Regions from separate parts of the Homo sapiens genome. Here region 1 is linked to region 2. A link is a loop called in an ENCODE intact Hi-C map of the cell type or tissue named here. Cell type or tissue: heart right ventricle. All regions are shown on one strand.

Region 1 (8,000 bases), 55 kb before region 2:
AGCCTAACTTTGGGGAAGATGACCTGCCCTTCACCTGTTTCTCCAGCTCCCCTCTCCACTGAGAGCCATTTTCATCACTCAATAAATTTATCTGCCTTCATCCATGTGGCTTAATGATCCACATAACCTTACCCTTCTTGGACACAGGACAAGAGCTTGGGGCCCCTGAGTGTGGGTACCCAGATAGGGCTATCACACTGACCCTTTGCCTTTGTCAGTGGAGGGCAGCTGCCCCATGGGATGAGACAAGGGGCCAACAGAGCTGCTAACATACTGCCGTCTGTTGGACTGTGGACAGGGAAAGTAAATGAGCACTGTAACAACCTCTCCAGTCTCTTTGGGGTCATTGGCATCCTCACCTGGGTGCCACTGCATTCCCCTTAAGGCAACATGCCTAGTCTGACTGTGGGCCCTACACAGAACTTGCTTCTATGTTTGCTGGATCCCACACTCACTTGCTCATGTACTCTCTCCCACAAGGGGCTGAGCACAGTGGACCAAGTGAACGGGGCAACCTTGCCACGAGTCCAGTGAAGGAGCTGAGAAAAATCCTGCATCAGTACTTAATAGCCATATCAGCACAGATTAAACTTCAGTTTCTACCTAAGGATCTTATATGTCTCAGGTAAATTTAAACACTTTACAATTTACACAGTTATTAGGGACCTTGTACTTTGTATTCTCCATAACCCATAGGAGCACTTCTTTTATCCTGGACAACATACTGGTTACTTTTTCAGGTATCTAACTCAAATCCGTTGTCATTGCATACTTAGCTTTCAGTAAGAAATGACCAAAAATAGTGAATTAATGATTAAACAGTTACATGTATTTATATTTGCAGGAGAAAATAAGAATCAAAAGATAACAGAAGTGAGACATAACAAAGAAATCAGAAGGACAAAAAGTATGTAATTTAAATAAATTTAATGAGGTTTAGTGATTTGGAAACAACAGCAAACAACAAACAGATACCTAAGGATTTAGCAGAATTTAGAAAAGGGCCAGAAAATAATAATGTAATGATCAAACCTGAAAATTAAAAAATAATAATATGATAGGTTTGTGTTTATTTAATAGAGGGTCAAAGGAAAATCCAAGAGTTTAAATAATTGGGTCAGTGTGGACCATGTCATTGGGCATGTATGTTATGGAACAGAACGTTCATTCTAACCAAAGGGGTAAAACCCACCTGGATCAACTCTGTGAGAGATGTATGGTAAACAGTTGCTCACACATATACAGGTTAATAAAATCTCCAGCCATGAATCCTATCATTATATTCCTCTTATTATATGGATTATTCAGGAATATTTGGTTATGATTTGAGAGTTCCTATCTTATTACAGATATCAAATGCAAAATTAAGATTTTTTTCTATTTTTATGTACGTTCCACATTGTTGATTTGTGCTTACTAATCTATTAATTAGACAGATGGGCCATTGGTTTCTGAACAATTACTATTGAGGAAAAAAACTCTCATTGTTTACAGAAATATTAGAAAATATTTTCTGTTTTTATTAATTGATATCAACCTGTCTCAGTCAGGTATTCCAAGTTCAAAGTTCGCTAACTTCTCTGTTTTCTTACAGATTTTTGACTTCTCTGTCCTTTGTGGATGATAATATTTAGATTTCAGAATGCACAAGGGGGTATTGTAATTCTCTGCAGGCAGTGAATCTCTGGCCATTGATCTGTGTGTCATTTCACCAGACTCTCAGGCACAGCAATGTTATAGTCTGGCAGCAGATAATGAAGACCTGAAACAACCTCCCATTCTGATGAATAAAATAAAGTAAATATTTTAAATCTGTTTATTTTCTATTGGAGGTAGCCTGTAGTTGAACATATATATTACCTTTTGAAAATCAACAAAAATATTTAGTTGATTCCAGTAGCACTCGGAGTTGTGAATTCATATATAGAATATTGAATTAATGGAAAAAAACCAGAGCATCCGAGTATAAACAGTGAAAAATGGTGCAAAATGAAGAAAGCAGGGGCGTGGGTGCATAAAACAGACAGTTGAGAAATTTTTCAAGCATGATTCTTTGTCTTCTTGAACTCTGATTTAAAGGTTGCTAAGCAACAGTGGCAGTAACAGCTGGGACACCCTTGATCTTGTTGTGTAAACTATTAAAAATAGGTGATGGAAAGTGGCACCATGGAAACAATGACTCTACTGAAGCAGGTGTCTGTAATGCAGCTTTTCAATCTAATGTTAGAGGTGTAAATTACAAAAAGACAAAAATAAAATAACTGTGTCTTTCATTTTCCTAATCTTTGACTTTGGTAAGGGATATTTCTTCTCCTTTGCATTTTCTTGCAATTCCCCAAGCATGTTGGCTCAAGAAATTGTTGATAATTTTAACTAATTACTAACATTGGATTTTGATTTCTAAATTTCAAAAGTGATTTCTTTTTTATAATTTCAAACTCAATCGAAATTCTATATATCCAGTTAAATATAAAGTGCTATATAATGGCCATTGTGCATGAATCTTTTCAGGTTTCTAATTAACTAATATTAATTTTCAGAGGCTGATCATGTTATTATTTATTTTAGATTAACAGGAATCACCCTTGAAGCCCTCCCTGAATCTTGTTGTATAAATGTTTTCAATAATAACAACACAAATATATACACCTAGTCTATATATTTCAAGGACTCATTCTATTATATTTATAAAATCAACAGTAAATAATTCAGCTCTTATTTTCAGATAGTTTATTAGATGCCAGCACTTAATGACCTATAGAACCAGTGTAAACCTCAGTACTTACAGAGGTAGAAAGGACACATTTCCAACAATGTCACCTAAATCAAGCTTTTCCTGCCAGTCAAGTGAATTTGTTTTTTTAGACATTCAATTGAAGGACCATTAAAATAAGAATATTCAGATATTTTGTGTTTAGAGCATTTAAATAAAATGTGTAATAACTAGAAGAGCCTGTAAGACCATTTCTACTTTCATTTTACACATGAGAAACTGAAAAACCACAAAAATGTTAGCTAAGGCAGAGACTACAGTTCCTAAAGTAACATATTAATCTGTCTCCTATTCCAGAGCTCTTTCCACTGCGGGATGATGTTAAATTTAGCCTATTCTAATAAAGATTTTAGAACTTTGTGAAGATTTGATTATTATCGAATGATAATTGATAAGTTTCATGGGCATTTCTGCTCATTTTAGTTTTCTAAACTCATGCATTAAACTTCGTTTTCATAAAACACATAAAACAATTATAAGACATATAAATTTAAGATATTAAGAATATCATGTTCTTGTTCGAACACAAGATAGTCCGTTGACACTAACTGGCAGTGAAACATATATCAGTGAGTCATGCTGAGCGCCTTGTCTTCTGAATTCCAAGTTTGGGAACAGGCAGATATGGCTGAAAGCCTGGATTCTGCAGAGCAATGACAAAAATAATTGTTCTGTATTAGATAGTCATTTGGAGCCAGGCTGTGAGTTTGGAATTAAGGAATATGTTGAGGCTCTTCTCACAAGAAAGAAGGCAGAAACCGTTGCCGGTGACTATGGCTTTCATTATCCACATAGTAAGTCTACTTAAAAAAAAAAAAAAAAAAAAAAACTTCTAGAAATAATAAGTTAAACAAAGTTAAAAGATGAAATATTCAATATTGTTTCCATATAACACAATTTTAAATTTAAAAAATTGAAACAGAAGTCGTATACTTCTCAATATAATGCACAACGTTTATGGAAATGAATATACCAAAATGTTTTCAACCCTATATTAAGAAAATGATTAAACATTACTGAAGATTATTAAAGAAGTCATAAATACATGGATAAAAATTATGATTTTTATATAAAGTAGACAATATTATAAAGACAGCAATTTTCCCACCAAATTAGCTATAAGTTAAATGGAATTTAAGTCAACCTCTCAATAGGTTTTCTTATGAAACTTGACAAGCTGATGTTACTACATCATGTGTAAGAGTAAATGATCACTAACTGCCAAGATAATTTTGGGAAAGGTTGTTGATATGGTTTGGCTGTGTCCCCACCCAAATCTCATTTTGAATTGTAACTCCCACAATTCCCATGTGTCATGGAAGGAACCTGGTGGGAAGTGATTGAATTATGGGGGTGGCTCTTTCCTGTGCTGTTCTCATGATGATCATGAATGAGTCTCACAAGATCTGATGGTTTTAAAAACGGGAATTTCCCTGCATAAGCTCTCTCTTGCCACTGCCATGTAAGAAGTGCTTTTCACCTTCCACCATGATTGTGAGGCCTCCCTAGCCATGTGGAACCATAAGTCCATTAAACCTCTTATGTAAATTCCCCAGTCTTGGGTATGTCTTTATCACCAGTGTGAAAACAGACTAATACAGGTGTGGTGTTTGTAATAGCCTTACCCTACCCAGGTTCAAGGGAATTCTGTTTGGGCTCTTTATAAGAAGTGCATTATCAGAAAAGATATTTGCTTGAATACATTTCTCAAATTAATGAATTTGAAAAATATTCACTTACCCTGTAATTATATTTTAAAACTCTCCATTGAAGTTGTCAGGGGAGGCAAATTTAACTATTAAGATGCCAGACTTGCTTGGCAGAAATTAAGATAGTTACCTATTTTACTGTTGTTTATTCCTATAATATTGTAAGTGTAATTTTTCATAGCCTTTTGTATCCCAGGATTAATTTTATGTTTTTCATTATTTTGAAGAAAAATAGGAATATAATAACAGTACCTCCCTTCTGAATTGTTTTGGAGAATGTTTGAGTATTACCTTGCCATAATTGATGAGGTACTTCAGAGGAGACACTTTTGTCCTGTGTCACTATTTTCAAATTTAACAATCCTACATGTTTAGTTAATGTTAAAGGGTATTGTCAAACGCTGCTCCTGTACTTCTGACTTAGGCAAAATCCCTATTGCTTAAGTCACCTAAGGACATCAGACTCAAATTCTTGCTGATTAATCCTCCATAAATCCATCATCTATTTAATATTTTAAAGTATATTAATAGGGTTTTATTGCTGAACTAATTATTTAATTCATGCAAGCTAAAGTTCTTCCTCTTTTAAAAGAGCAACCTCAATAGGACCATGTTTCAATATGCAAACATAATACTGAAGTAGCAAGTAAAGGAAAGCAATTGTGTCCTTCCATATTGCAATCCATTAAAAAATATCAGTAGCTCCTATAATTGTCCACATGTCAAATTTGAGCTGTTTCTTAGGTTATAAATATTGCCAAACTCCCAAACTGGGGAGTAATTTGAGAGCCAGACTGGCTTGCTTTAAATCCTAGATCCACCTCTTGTTAGCTATGCGAAGTTGGGCAAATTTTTATTATTCGATTTTCTCATCAGTAACAGAGATTATAATAATAGCAACTACTTCATATGGTTCTTATGTAGGTGAAATGAGTTAGTATATGTGAGCCTTATGGAAGAGTATGTGACACAAGTCAACACCATATGGGTCAGCTATGATCTTGCTAGCTGATGTTGTGCTAATGTTCTTCCTCTAGCTCCAGGTGTTCCCTTCAAAAGCACTTGAGATTTTTTAGGATAAACATATGAGGCCTGATAAAAAACAATCATACCTCCCTGTGATTCAGACTCTAAACATTTACTTTATTGAAAGGGGGCTAATCAAGATAGAAAATATATGAAAATATATGAATTGTTTCTAATCATGCCAAAGAAACAATTTTAAATTTAGCTTTTTACTTTTTAAATTTGCCTAAAAATCAATTGTTAATTTATATAGATTATTTTTTGCTAAAAAATTTGTAAACTCAGGTCAGCAGGAAATATATACCCATGTGTAAGTCTACAAATATGTATGCACCACTCCTCTGATATTTACACCATGACAATTGGTAAATACAAAAAATATTTTATGTATATATGTGTAAAGATGATACAGCAAGAAAAATCCATATTTGTGTGTCATTTTCAAAACAAATTTTATCTGGAATAATTATAGATTTAGTGAAAACTTGCAAAGATAGTTTTCATATTCCATTCACCCAGTTTCCCTAATGTTAACTTTAAAAAAATAACAATGATATATTTGTTGAATTTAAAAGTAACATTCTGAGGTAGGAAGCGGGACTTGATGCTAGAGCCAGTTTCATGCGCTTCCATGTGAAGAGACCACCAAACAGGCTTTGTGTGAGCAATAAAGCTTTTAATCACCTGGGTGCAGGCAGGCTGAGTCCGAAAAGATAGTCAGCCAAGGGAGATAGGGGTGGGGCCGTTTTATAGGCTTTGGGTAGGCAAAGGAAAAAGGGTGGTTGTTCTCCGGTGGGCAGGAGTGGGGATCACAAGGTACTCAGTGGGGGAGCCTTTGAGCCAGGAGAAGGAATTTCACAAGACAATGTCATCAATTAAGGCAGGAACAGGCCATTTTCACTTCTTTTGTGGTGGAATGTCATCAGTTAAGGCAGGAACCGGCCATCTGAATGTGTATGTGCAGGTCACAGGGGATATAATGGCTTAGCTTGGGCTCAGAGGCCTGACATTCCTGTCTTCTTATATTAATAAGAAAAATAAAACGAAATAGTTGTAAAGCGCTGGGACAGCGAAAATTTTGGGGGATGGTATGGAGAGATAATGGGCGATGTTTCTCAGGGCTGCTTCAAGCGGATTAGGGGCGGCGTGGGAACCTAGAGTGGGAGAGATTAAGCTGAAGGGAGATCTTGTGGTAAGGGGTGATATTGTGGGGATGTTAGAAGAAACGTTTGACATATAGAATGATTGGTGATGGCCTGGATACGGTTTTGAATGAATTGAGAAACTAAACGGAAGATACAAGGTCCGGATAATAGAAGGAGAAAAATGGGTATTAAAGGACTAAGAATTGGGAGGACCCAGGACATCCAATTAGAGAGTGCCCAAGGGGATTCAGCGTAATTACTTGCTTGGTTGGCAAGTTTTTGGGCTCTATCCTTGAGTTTTTTTATGTTGTCATACACCAGGCCAGATTGATTTAGGTAAAAACAACAACACTCTTCATTTAAGAATATACAGAGTCCTCCTTTTTCAGCAGTGAGTAAGTCAAGGCCTCGGTGGTTTTGGAGGACAACTGCAGCTAAAGAGTCAACTTGGGCCTGGAGGACTGATAAAGTTTGTGATATGTCTGTGATGCTAGCAGAGAAGTCATTAGTCAGGCTACGGAAGGTCGTGACAGAGGTTGAAATGCCTGCTATTCCAGTACCGAGAGCAATAGTGGAGGCAGAAAGTCCTAAACCCACCAGCAAGGGAATTAGTGGAATAACTGTTTTTTGTCATGTCGGTGTCATGAGGGGAACAGGGAGCTCTTCGGTCCCATTTGCAAATTGAATTTTGGGGGTAAGGAAAACTAGTGTGCATGTGCCTGTCCAATTAGCAGGTAGACACATGTAGGTAGAGGATCCACAGAGGAAGAAGAGACCTTGTGTGAGGCAAAACTGGAGATGTAAAGTAAAAAGGTGAGAAGGAGTGCTGAAAGGGGTGTCTTGTATCCAGACTCCTAGGGATCCAGCTAGGGCGGCAGCTGTCAGAGGTTGTAATGGGGACTGATGGGGTAACTGCGTAGAGGAGGAGGTTCGATTTTCATGGTGTATGAGAAAACATTGAGTATCTATGAGCAACCTTTCACTGTTATTTCGGGGCTGGGTATAAGTAAACAAGAAGAGGGCCTGGGAGGAGAGTCTGACTCGCAAGGGGAAGGTAGCCAAGGATGGAGTGAAATACAGGGTAAGTGTCTTCCTGAACAATAATTACTGCTAATGTTTTTGCGTTTGTCAGTATCGATAGAGGGCTTGTCCGTAATATGGAGCTGGAAGGCTCCCATTGTTTCAGTGATGTGTGTAGTTGGGCTTTGGAGATGAAGAGTAAAGGAACATCGAGAAGGTGAAATATTACCTAGGGGAATTCCAGTGGGTCTTTGCCGAGAGATAGATAAAGGACCGGTCACAGGAATAGTAGTTTGTGTTGTGAGAGGTCCAAATATGGGGGGAGTA
Region 2 (8,000 bases):
AAAATTTTCATTATATGTGTGTGTGTGTGTGTGTGTGTGTGTGTATACATGTATATATATATCTGTCAGATATTACATGTCAAATATTTTATATATAAAGTATATATAAGAATATATATATCATATATAAGAAAATGTCCATTATATATATAAAACATATGTGTCAGATATTTTATATCTATATGTAAAATGAACATTTTCTGTGAGATATATATATGTCTGTTGGGTAGAAAACAGATATATATGTCAGGTGCATATATATAAATACTGTCATATATACATAATCTCTCTATATATAAATATCTGGATATTCACATATATATTTTTATATTTCTATATATATTCTATATATATATTCTATATATATTCTGTCATATATATTCTATATATATTCTGTCATATGTATTTTATATTTCTATATATACTCTGACAGATATGTACGTATCTCTCTCTCTCTCTCTCTATATATATATATATACACATATATATATAACTGACAGAGCATTTGTATACCCAGAATATCTGAATGCTTCCTACAACCTAATAATAAAATAAAACAATCCAATCAAAAAGGGGGAAAAAAGACATGAAAAAACACTTCACAAAGCAACATAATTCAGTGGTTAATGAACACATGAAAAGGTGCTCAACACCGTTAAACTTCAGGGAAACCAGTGAAAAAGCATTTCACATTTTCTAGAAGGGCCAAAGCTAAAGATTGAGAGTGTGTTAGAAAGAATGCAAACCAATTGAATATTTTTAACAAATCACTGTAAAATTTATGAGTATAGAAAACTGTTTCAAAGATTTTTTTATAACATCAAACATACACTTATCAAATGACCTAGAAATTCTATAGCTACTTACTTAATGAAGAAAAACAAAAGGTGATATCTACAAAAAGACACATACAAAAATGTTTATAGATTCCTCATTCATAATGCCAAAGCAGAGAAAAATTAAATGTCCATATACATGAAGATGTATGATCCCAACCCAATAGTCCTATAGATAGTTATTTTTCAATAAACAGAAACTGACCATTCTGATCTTAAAGCTTGAAAATTATATTTGTTTTATCTGAGTTCCTTCCTCAGGGAAAGATTTTCAGGCCTCTCAAAAGAAGTATCAAAAAACTGAAACTCATCAGATAACTGCATCTAGACAATGAGATGTCGGACCCATTTTTCATCATGATTGCTTCCTGGTTCCTCCCTAGTCTCTGCTTTCTTACACATTATTATATTTCTTCTCTGCTATATAAACCCCTAGTTTTAGTTAATCAGGGAGATGGATTTGAGACAGATCTCCCATTTACTTGGCTGCAGCACCTGATTAAAGCCTTCTTCCTTGTGTCAGTGATTGGTTTTCTGTGCAGGAGCAGGCGGACTTACACTGAACCCCTGGTGTTTCAGTAACAAGGATAGATATGTTTTGATAAACAATGAATATTTATCTGGTATAAAATGGGGCATGATACTGATGCTCCCGACAGGTACATTAAAGTTTCACTGTCTATATATTATAGTCAAGGACAGGCAAAACTAATTTATGATGGGAGATACAAAACCTGTAGTCTCTCCTGATAATGGTGGAAATTTCTGGGGAAGGGGGACTAGGAAACTTCCTGTGGCTAAGGAAAAGTGATATATCTTGGTTTATAGGGTGCATATACAGGTGTATACACTTGTGAAAACATAGTATACATTATTTATGATGTGTACCTTTTATTAAATGTATATAATATCTCAATAAAAATCTTCATATAGATTATTGTTTTGCTCCCTGCAGAATATGTTTAGAGCCTCTGACTACATTTTCTACCAATTAATTTAAAAAGAAAAACTAGATACAGTAATGCTGAGCATTTTTTCAATTAAAAGGGTAAGTGGATTTTTCTTATTTCTCATTATCATCTACCTTGATCCTGTTGGAGATCATTTTTATTGATTGATTGAATTAATTTTTTTATTTCATTTTTTTTGAAGAAATGGGGTCTCATTCTGGCTCCGGGCTGGAGTGCAGTGGCACAATCATTGCTTACCACGGCCTTGAAAACCCAGGCTTAGGCACTATTTCTGCCTCAGTCTCCTGAGTAGCTAGGATTATAAGCACATGCTGGGATTACAGGCGTGAGCCAGGGTACTCAGCCCCTAGTGGTTACTTTTAATTTTTTAAAGCTAGTGTTTTAGTTGCTATGAAGTGATACTATTCTTTCAAAAGTCTAGCTGGAACTATGAGAGTCAAGGCAATATTAGTTTTTCTGTGTGATGTTTTGGTTTGATTTTGTACCTATACTTTTTGTTAACTATTATTTTCATTACTTGGGTGCCACACTGCCTGCAATCTCCAAACAGAGGAAACTTTTGCTCACTCCTTTATCTCCTTATACAAAGAATTTGCTTTTGGAGAACCTAAATGTTCACTAAACTAATTAGAATCAAGATGGCATGGATTCTTGGTGGGTTAGTCATATTAGGGCTCTACAAAAGGACTGAAGGCTACCCTAAGGACATACACAAACAAGCAAACGATTCATAAACCTAGGGCCAACCTGAGTATAATACAATTTTTGGAAACTGGAAATTTCTGATTAAGGTGGTTTGAATAATTAACAAGCAGTATAAAGTTATGGAATGAATATACACTGTCTGTGGAATCCAAAAGAGTTTGATTTAATGCTAGTTTTGTCATTTATTGTGTGATCTTTCCATGTTTAAGATGTATTGACTAACATTGAAGGTAACAATGTTACTGAAACACCAGGGGTTTGGTCTAAGTCCTGCTGCTCACCACACAGAAAGCCAATCACTGAGACAAGTATTGCTGGAGACAACAGCTTTAATCTGGTGCTGCAGCCAAGGAGATGGGAGATTAGTCTGAAATCCATTTCCACAACTAACTGAAATTGGGGGTTTACATGGCAGAGAAGAAATGAATCCATGTGTTGGAGAACAGGAATTAGGGAGGAGTAAAGAAGAGAGTTTGGTCAACAGGATGCAGGTAGTTAGATTAGGTAGTCATGATGGATGACAGGTCTGCATCTTATTGTCCAGGTGTGGTGATCTAGTAAATTTTAGTTCTTTGATACTATCTGAGAGGACCGATAGTTGGTTTCCTGAGAAAGGAACTCAGATAAGACAAATTTAACTTTCTTATGTTTCAAGACTGGGGATTGATTTTTATGTTTATTCAAAGGAGACCATAAACATTAGTACCATGGGACAATTGAGCTGGTTTCAGTGCCCCCCTTTCTATTTATCAATTCCTGAATCATGGAGAATCTGGTCATCAATATTTCTGTCTGCCTCAAGCTGGGGAGGGGCAGTGTGGACAACTCTACACATCACGGGTGAATATGGGCAATAAGCAAATCAGAGGTTAATCTTATACTATAATTTTCTTCTAAAACATAATCTCTCTCTCTCTCCAGTTCCCCACTTCCACCAAAGATAGATCTATTTTGCAGTCTACTTGCAAAATAAGCTTCAGTCCCACTGTACTTGGCCTGATTACCCACAAAAAGTTCAGTAATAGGCTCTCCATTGTCCAAATAGGCTCTCCTAAATTGGCTTTGCTGGAACCAAGGATCAGACTTGACCTCCACAGGCATCTTCAGCACAGGCAAGGATCCATCTGCACCTGCAGATACCTGTATGAATTGGGTGAACTCTTTTCTTCAGGCCTCAGCAACTTGAGATTCCTTGGCCCTGTCAGAAAGTGATGCTCTCCACTAACCACAGACAAGGAACCCTGCAAAGGAACTGTGTAGACGAAGTGCCAGGCCAGTCCTAAGGGGTTCTCATTGGCTGTATAAAGTTAGTATCAATTTCTCCAAACAGTCTGCTTATATCTGAAAACATGCCATTTCAGTCAAAGCCTAGGGAAAATAACCATTTCCTCCAACTTTGTCTTGTTATAAAAGAAAACAGATTTTTATTGAACTTATGCAAACAACTGCAGTTCCATGAATTCAGAATATTCACAAATAGTTTCTGAATTCTGGATAAATCAGGAAGAGAGAAATATGCCTAAAATTCTTCTAAAAAGAGTGTACTCTCCTCAGTTGTTAAAGGCTATAAATAACTCAAAAGAACATTTCCTCCAGGCTCTGAAAAACAAAACAGACTCAGCAATGTTTCAAAAAAGCTATAAAAATTATTTCTTTCCTCCATTAGTTCAGTCCACACAATCAACTCCTGCTCTGTTCATATTGGGTTATCAATCTTTATAAACACATTGGCCTTTTAAATCAAGTCCTGGAAGTTTTCTCTTTAGTCCAATGGCACAATCTCCAAAGTTATCAGAAACCCACATTCAGAAGTCCTTTTCATGAACTCCCCCAAAGAAGCAAGTCTTGGACTATAGCTGCTTATAAGTTGCTTTTTGAGAAGAATCAAAGCCAAAGAATTGTGGATGACAAAAGTCTTAGGACAAACACAATTGACAAGGAAATTTGGTTATTTCTGTGGCATACAAAAATTTAACATAATAATCATAATAATTACAACATGTATTAATACATATGAGAATTTCAGGAATCACATACAATACTGAGACAAACATTAAAAATACATTTATTTAAGTATAATCCAAAGAAAAGTAAACACCACCTCACATTTTAAAGTAATTTGACCATAAAGTAAGATCTCCTTAACCTTTCATATTTTTGTAATTTTCTATTGCAGAGAAAATCAATGCTCTAAGAAAATGTTCTTATTCTGCCACATGGGTCTAGGTGCTGGCCTTAAATCAGTGCACTTGGTATATTATTCTGAACTAATTTTGTCCCTCAAAATTGGCCCTTACATTCTCATGCACCCACCTCTTCTACAATAGTTCCTGAGCCTAGAAGGATTGAATAGTTTTCATTTCTGGCTTTGTGTCTCATGAAAGCAGTTCATTTTTATTATCATCTTCTCCCACGTCTAAAGACAAGGCTTTGATTGGCATCACTGTTCAAGATTTATCAGGAGTTGATGCCTTTTTCAAACCTAGGAGTCAAAGCCTTGCAACTTAACAGCATAAGGATTAGTAAATAGGACATTTTTACTGCAGAAATTCCTATCATTCTCTCCAACAATGTCACAAATTAAAATACTGTCATTTGGTGTCCAGTTGCAGCACTTCAAGCTATTATATTAAAGTGGTTAGGTTACTTCTTGCATATATCTAATTGCTAGCATTCTAGTTACAGAACTATACCAAAAGCATAAAAATGGGATAAGTCCTTTGGCAAACTTATCAAAGTAAGATCATTAACTTCTCTCCATAAAAAAATGGCAAATGCAAATATCAGCTTTGGAAGTTCAGTATGAGGACGAATAATCTCCTTTCACTTCAGTAGTACACAACAAAACAAGGGCAAAGTAAGAACAAACACACAATAATTCCTGTTCAGCTATTTTAAAAGTGTATTGTCACACATTTCCAAGATTGGTTTTCACATATAGTACTGATGGCTGATTAGGTAACTTTTACCACTAGAATCTTTAAACCAGCGCAACATGTGTTTTCAAGTACACATATGAAAACCCAACAGTGATAGAAGACTTGGGTCCAAACATCAATAGAATATTCTCATATTTGATAAAAGCTTAGGTTCAAAAATCACTAGAACATGTTTTTTTAAACTGCTACTTAATCCAAGTGAATGTCACTTAATTTTAACAATGGTAGGCACAACTAAAGTAGTTTGAAAGCAATCCCAATCAATATAATTTCGATAATGACAAGGACAATCTTTCCTGAATATTAAAACTTAGTACCCACATCAAAGTTTTCCTTCATGATTTGAAGGAAAAGATCTTAAGCCAACCCAAATTATTGATAGAATTGAGTTACCATGGAAATAAACACCACTTAAACATTTCTACTGTTACCTAGTTTTCTAAATAAAAAATATATAATGAACTATTTCTGTTCAGAACTTATAAATCCTTTATTTTTATGCCAGGAAACTTAACAGCTCTCTATATAAGAGATAAGCAAAGTCAATCCGATTTTAAATGGCTTGAGCAAGGTAGCTTAGGTATTTTAGGTAAATAGAGCAAATGATGAATTGTTGGAAATGCATAGGAAATGAAATGACTAATCATAGAACCAAATATAAGCCTTCCATTAGAAACTAAAAAACATAGATGGTTTTATATGTGTATATATAAGTAAAATCCAAAGGAGGACAAACATCAAATAAATTAAGATTAGAAGCAAAAACAAATAAACAGTAAATCAACTCCCAATTTTTCACCTACTCAGTTTACCTTGGAGGCTAGTGTTACCTAGGGCCTAAAAAAAAAAAACACAGGATGGATTTTTTTTTTATTGATATGCAAGTTAATGTCTGTAAGTCCACTAACACCACTATACACTTCATGCAATTAAGAAACATATTTCAGACATGTGAATGGTAAGTACTTTAGTACATGCAGAATAGCAGATACGGTGTGAAACAAAGCAATGCAAACATCTATGTGAAATTTGGCTCCATGCTAAATCTGGCTCTATGCTTAACTATATTAAAAAATGATTGCCAAATTTCAAATGTAATTTGTATAATATTTTTTATTTTAACTTCATGAATGCTAATAGCTTTAACTATGAGCAATATTAATTAGCCAAATTTCTCTAATTTTTTATTGGATTTTCAAGAGTATTTTATTACATAAATTTTTTCAATTTTCTATTTTCTCTGTATGTGCATGAAGATAGACACAGAGAAACAGGGAAAAAAAACTAAATTGGACATGCTTGGACTTTCTGTTTTGTCCTAATTTTTAAAATAACCAATTATTTTATTTTAGGACAAAAATTTACCATAGTCCATAATTTGAATCAACCTTTAGATAACTGCTGAATTAGACAAAATTATTATTTTTGTTAATAAGAACACATATTTTTGGCATATTTTTTATACAGAATTATACACTAACTAGAAATCTTATTGTTAGTAGCTTTAAATTTTAGTGAAAACCTAGTAAGCAAGAAGTCTTGAGTTATCAGATGTTAGTATTTTATAGATGAGAACATTCCACAATTTTTAGAAGCATATTTCCCAATATCATGACCTTTTATTAATTAGAAATGACCCAGACACCTAATGAACATCAAAAATAATTTTAAATTTAAAATTATACAAAAAGTAAACCTATAAGTTGTTTCATTTACATGTACTCAATTCTTTCATTTTTTAAACAGGTTATCTAGATTATTTATGAGAACTAAGATATTAGACCAAACTAGTCATTTCCTTGTTAACTATTTTGTAACCTGTGAATTGTAAGTGTCCATCTTAGTAAGAATTTTAAAGTTAAATACATGGGTATTTTCACTAATAACTCAGAAGATGAAGCTGTATTCATTAAACCAACAACATTAAATTAGTCTATTTATAAAAAAAATCACAGAAACAAAGATTATTTTTGTATTGGCTGGGTTTATAGATTTATAATCATCTGTGCCAAACTCTGACACCTCAAAATATCTAGCAGACACAAATATAAAACCAAGTTAAAAATATATACTGACAATTCCAATGACATTTAAATTTTTATTTTACCAGTACTTTTAAAGTCAACTTGTTTATTAAAGATTTACTTAAGTCGCATGAACTTGAAAATTGCTTGGACTTAATTTAGGAGTGCTCTTTTATTTATAAGCCAATTTGGTAGACACAACATATGAAATAATATACATACATGTAAACACATCTAAACATATATACATACATGCAAACAAAGATCCAATAACTTTTACCTTGGAACTCTAGCCATGAGATACCAATACAAACTCACAGGCTTATGAACACGTTCACATGGCTAAACTTCTTTTGACCTGATAGGCAATCCAATGAAGGTTGTGAACCAAAGTTTTGGGTATAGCAGTTTCTGTGGCATTTTGATTTTTAAAGGCTAAATCTCTCCACACTCCAAGGATGACTGGAGCCAGAAAAAACCACAGAAGAACATCATGTACTAATCAAGCCTGACCTTGCTTTGAAC

What was found. Hi-C counts contacts between places; a loop is a spot of excess contacts. Peaks named below come from ENCODE experiments on the same cell type or tissue, not always from the same donor. Only the 100,000 strongest peaks of a DNase experiment are listed, where the experiment ranks them.
Region 1: it touches region 2 in a loop (3-fold over the local background); 4 of 110 quality-filtered maps call a loop at or near these places.

The regions. Positions count from the first base shown.
Region 1 is chr6:141,458,808-141,466,807 of GRCh38, reverse strand. No RefSeq gene overlaps it. Among named protein-coding and RNA genes, the nearest start is that of GJE1, 670 kb to the left of the region's middle. RefSeq lists an enhancer at 6,010-6,892. In heart right ventricle, no CTCF peak of the experiment used is centred here; no DNase peak of the experiment used is centred here; H3K4me3 peaks cover 784 bases; H3K27ac peaks cover 4,328 bases.
Region 2 is chr6:141,404,030-141,412,029 of GRCh38, reverse strand. It overlaps LOC105378029 (a long non-coding RNA gene), which reads right to left. Exons shown (of 3, transcript XR_943077.3): 2 at 7,756-8,000. Among named protein-coding and RNA genes, the nearest start is that of MIR4465, 720 kb to the right of the region's middle. In heart right ventricle, no CTCF peak of the experiment used is centred here; no DNase peak of the experiment used is centred here; H3K4me3 peaks cover 3,422 bases; H3K27ac peaks cover 5,173 bases.